2 separate regions of the Mus musculus genome follow, and region 1 is linked to region 2. The links are chromatin loops, found by intact Hi-C in ENCODE. Cell type or tissue: left cerebral cortex. All regions are shown on one strand. Region 1 overlaps Rab21 (RAB21, member RAS oncogene family). Region 2 overlaps Tbc1d15 (TBC1 domain family, member 15).

Evidence for each region. Peaks named below come from ENCODE experiments on the same cell type or tissue, not always from the same donor. Only the 100,000 strongest peaks of a DNase experiment are listed, where the experiment ranks them.
Region 1: a loop joins it to region 2, with 2.0 times the contacts of the local background. A loop is called at or near these places in 6 of 42 quality-filtered maps.

The regions. Positions count from the first base shown.
Region 1 is chr10:115,295,624-115,298,123 of GRCm38, forward strand. The region is part of intron 4 of Rab21 (RAB21, member RAS oncogene family); the gene reads right to left. Among named protein-coding and RNA genes, the nearest start is that of Rab21, 19 kb to the right of the region's middle. In left cerebral cortex, a CTCF peak has its summit at 1,152; no DNase peak of the experiment used is centred here.
Region 2 is chr10:115,246,831-115,249,330 of GRCm38, forward strand. All of the region lies in intron 1 of Tbc1d15 (TBC1 domain family, member 15), which reads right to left. Among named protein-coding and RNA genes, the nearest start is that of Tbc1d15, 3.4 kb to the right of the region's middle. In left cerebral cortex, no CTCF peak of the experiment used is centred here; a DNase peak (open chromatin) is centred at 1,384.

The sequences.
Region 1 (2,500 bases), 49 kb after region 2:
ACAAAGATGAGAGCCGTTCACAGTCCCACCTCCTCCTGCACATGGGTCAGTGTGGCTATGACCTGAACTTTCAGCCTGACAGAGGCAAACAATCGCTCTTCCTCAGAGACCATAAGGCACAGCAGGGGCTAAGATTCATGAGAAAGAAGAGTCGGTTTTTTTGTTTGTTTGTTTGTTTTTATTAAAGTATATATACATGTTTTTTAAAATTCTTTATTTCCAATCAACTTAAAGCCAATCAATAATTAAGTATAAATATTGGTTTACTAAACTATAGTATGCTTCCATCTTGGGTTCTAAAATGAAACTCTTTTATTTGATAACATAAACTTTAAGTTTAAGTAAAAAATTTTAATGTGTGAATTTTTAAGTACTCCTCCACCATAGCGGCTTTAAGGATATTGTTGACAAACAATTTTAGTGCTGTTTTACCAGGTAATATATACATGCCATATAGATTTAAAGTTACTGAGAGTTTGCTTAGTTTTCCTTAAACAATGGATCTAAGCCAAGATTTTGTTGAAGAAAAAAAAAATCAAACAAACAAAACAACCAAGTAGAACCAAAATTTAGATACGAAAAAGAAAACAACACAAAAACAAAAAGGGTCTTATTTTAGAGCAGTGGACAGAAGCTGAACTGGCTGGATAGAGGGTGAAGGTCACAGAAACCACAAACAGATAAGAACAGGGGAGAAGCAATGTAAGAAAACACACTAGAAACAAATAGTTTCCTTTCTTCCGTTTTAACTCTCAGAATAAAATAAACTTTATAACGGAATAAACACAGCACCCAATGAGAGATGAAACATTTATCACTGAGAAGCCCAAGTGCAGAGGTCTCTACTGAAGACCTCGGATAATCTGAGTACTTAACTCTGAGCTGCAACAAATGCAAAAGGATGAGTGTGAGCAGGGGACACTAAAGTCAGTGTGGCCAGTGTGCGCCAAGCACGTCAGCAGAGACACTATGCTCTGAACAGAGCCACAACGCTACAAGAACCACAGTAATTTCACAGTCTACATTACAGTCTGTCAATAAAAACTCAATCCAATACATGTTATAGTCAGTACACTGGACGGTAATCAGAGAGCGAGCAAGCTGTCTTACTCTATAAATACAAGAAGCCACCTGGTGGCAGGTCTTCCACAAAACTTCATTGCGGGGCTGGGCTCAGTGGTTGGGAGAGCATACTGTGTTCTTCCAGAGGACACAGAGAATTCAGTTCTTGACCCATGTTGGTCAGCTCATAGCTAACTGTAACTCCAGCTCCAAGAAGAAAGGGCCTCAGACTTTCGTGGGAACGTGCACTCACATATACATACCCCTTCACACACATATAACTAAAAATAATAAAAATAAATCAAGCCAGATGTGGTGGCATATGCCTTTAATCCCAGAACCTGGATGGCAGAGGCAGGAGATCTCTGGGAGTTCCAGGCTAGGCAAAGCTCATAATGATCATCTTTTGCTTCTCTGTCTCTCTCTCACACACATTCACACATGCACATGTATTATGTATACAATATATATGTACGTACATTATATTAGAACATGGGAAAATGTGACCAACCAATACTTCTAAAAGGGAGATGAAGCTTTTATTAACTATCTCTATATAAAAGCAATGAGGTGACACGACTGTTAACTACACAAACCCTGAGCTGGGACACTGCATTTAGCACAATGATCCCTAGGACTCCAGCCCCCCTGGGAGTCTAGCATTGCACCTCATGATGAGCCGACAGCCCTCACTAGCTCACAACAGCTGTGGATTTTGGTCAGACAGTAACTCCTCTGGAGAGGTGGACAGCATGGAGAGGACCCCATCTATCAGAGTGCATGACTGGGAGGGCAAGAGCTAGGCACCGTTTTGAGAGAACCTGTCTGTGGATGAGCTACCTGGAGAACTTAATAATGAGAACCGCCACAGGACAGGGAGGCTCAACTTAATCTGCAGCAGCCTGGTGGCCGGAGAGCCCTGAAGGCAGTGTAGAGAGCAGAAGGACCAGATCCAACACTTTTTTTGGCCTTTCATATCTTTTTTTCCTTTTCATTACGTCTTTGGGAAAAATTTAATAATTTATCATGTGTATATACGTATGCCTGCATTAATTTATGTGCACAGTGTACAGTGTATGGAGGTGGCAGGTACCCATGGGGGTCAGGGGCTGGATCCTCTGAACTGCGCATCTGCAACAGTGCTCAAGTGCTCTCAACACTGAGCCATCTCTCCAGCTCCTCTCTTACTACATCACAAGCAGGATTTTCTTTTTTTTTTTTTTTAGGTTTTCCGAGACAGGGTTTCTCTGTGTAGCCCTGGCTGTCCTGGAACTCACTCTGTAGACCAGGCTGGCCTCAAACTCAGAAATCCTCCTGCCTCTGCCTCCCGAGTGCTGGGACTAAAGGCGTACGCCACCACGCCCGGTAGGATTTTCTACTATCATATTTCTAAAAGCTTTTCCTGTTTACTCCCCTCTACACATGACATCTGTTTTGG
Region 2 (2,500 bases):
AGTCCCTTAATGCCAAGCCTGACAACCTGAGTCCCATCCCACAGACAGTAGGGGGAACCTGACCCCAGCAGTTGTCCTCTGACCTTTACATATACACACCATTCACAGGCCCACACACATTTTTTTTTTTAAGTTTTGGGGGTCTTGTTTGTTTGTTTGTTTTTACTACCACAAGGCAACCAAGATGTCTCAATGGGTGGGTCCCCAAAGCCCAACGAGAAGACCACCTAAAACAGCTCTCCTCCAACCTCTATAGCCACACTAAGGCACGCACGCACACGCGCGCGCGCACACACACACACACACACTCTACCACCACCAACAACAATCTGTAAAACACAGAAAAGAATTACATTTTCTAAAAGCCTTAGGGTGACTGAAAATGAACAATAGGATTTTATAATATAAAACGGTGGGTATTAGGGGGCCCATCTCTCACATTCTAATTCCCTCCCCATCTTCTCTATTCTTTGTTCTTTTCACTGAGTATCTATGATGTCAGGACCTAAGCAAGGTGCAGGTGAAGTGTTTCAAAATCTGACTTCATGACAGACAATCGTCAAGCTACAGGTCATCAGAACATAAAAATTCTCTAAAAATACCACTGACTCTGAGCTTTTACTGTGTCTTATTGTGACAAGGTAGAGGATAACTATGTCCTTCTTCAGAAAACTGTGGTCTAGAAACCGTGAGAGCAACTGCTATGTGATATATCCCCCATGCCTGGTATAGCTGGGAACAAATTTCTTTAATATTTGCAGAGTAAGACAGTAACCAGCAGAGGATGCCAAAAACTCTTTCAAGCTTTCTTTTTTCCTTTCCTTCATCCCAGGAACTCAGTTCTCCTCACTGTTACAGCAAAGCTGACCAGTTGTTACAGTGTTTCTGCTTATCTCACTATCCAGAGGAACATGTCCCCACTCAGTTTGGTTGCCTTTTAAAAACATGATTCTATACATATAGCAAAGCAAATTAGCTAACTTCTAAGAACTAATCAGGGTTGCCAATCAAGCTACAACCCACTTTCAAACACTGCAAGAAAAATGCCTATACATATACACATACACATATACGAATAAAGCCATGCACACTGTGCTGGATGGATTTTCCTGTCAGTTGACACAAGCAGTCATTTGAAGAGAGAAGCCCTCGGGTGAAGTTACAGACTGCCCTGTAGGCAAGCCTGTGGGGCATTTTCTTGATTATTGAAAACGAGCTGAGTGAGCAGAGCAAGCCTGGAGGAGCTCGCAGTTAGCTTTCCGCTCCAGTCTCCACTGCAGGTCCTGCCCTGACTTCCTCCAATGCTGGACTGTGACCTGGGAGTTGTAAGATAACAGAAGCCCTTTCCTCCCCAAGCTGCTCTTGGTCATAGTGTTTCATCACAGCAATAGAAACCTAAGACACACAAACCCATCACCAAGAGGAGAATTCAGTGCACTCTATTGGTATTCTGTTTACTCAAGCACGCTCTGGCTCGCACTGCAGGATGCTTGGGGGTTGGCTCCGCTTTGGTTTTCCTTTCCCCACTGAATCACATTTATATTGCACAGCAGGAGAGTCACAGAAGGCCACGCTGTGGGAGCTAAACTCAGACTAGGTTGTTGGGAGGCGGGGTCCTTTAAGAGCGGAGCAGGCTTCTCTCTACTCCCAGTGAAAGAAAACACTGCCACATAGCAGCTCGCTAAAGCTTAATTAAAAAACCAACCATTGAGTTCCCAGCATTATATACGTCCCACTCTATTTCATAACTATACTACCTTCATATTTGTGTACTGCCTTCTGTTTCTTTGCAGAAACCCATCAGCATGAATAAATAACTATTCAAAACCAATACTACTTAACAGTAGTTAAGCATCTATATTTATCAAGCACATGCTTGACGCCAAGAATTACTCTAAATGTTTTACAAATATTAATTCATTTAACAACTCCATGCTATATTTATACCACTCTATGAAACTGGGTAATGGGCACAAGGAAGCTAAGTAATTTTCCCAAAGTCATACAACTCAAGAAGCCGAGCCAGGTTTGATCCTAAGCAATTAGGACTATCTCCTTAATTGGTGCCATAGGATAAGGACATTTATTCAGCATCCAAACACGATGTCTTGGGCTACAAAGCTAGCACAGCTGTTAAAGGTTAGGCTCTCTACCAAAATGACAAAACTATGACTTCTAAAACACGGTATTTCTCAATACCCAAAATAAGAATGAAAAACAGATAGCTCCCACCCATACCAAAATACTATATCCTAGGTTTTAAGAATATCCAACCAATCAACTTCAGGGAAGCTGAGGAAGCAATGCCAGCACAGCACCCACTCCCAGTCAGGCCACACGGGGTGCATTTAGTAATGATCCCCAGAACCCCACATAAGGCCGGTACTGTTACCGTATTACAGAGGAAACAAAAGCAGAGACTGGCTGAAGTCACTAGAAAGTGGCTAGTTTATAAAAGAAAATCTGGCTCGACTCTACACTCTTAACCATTACCTGTCTT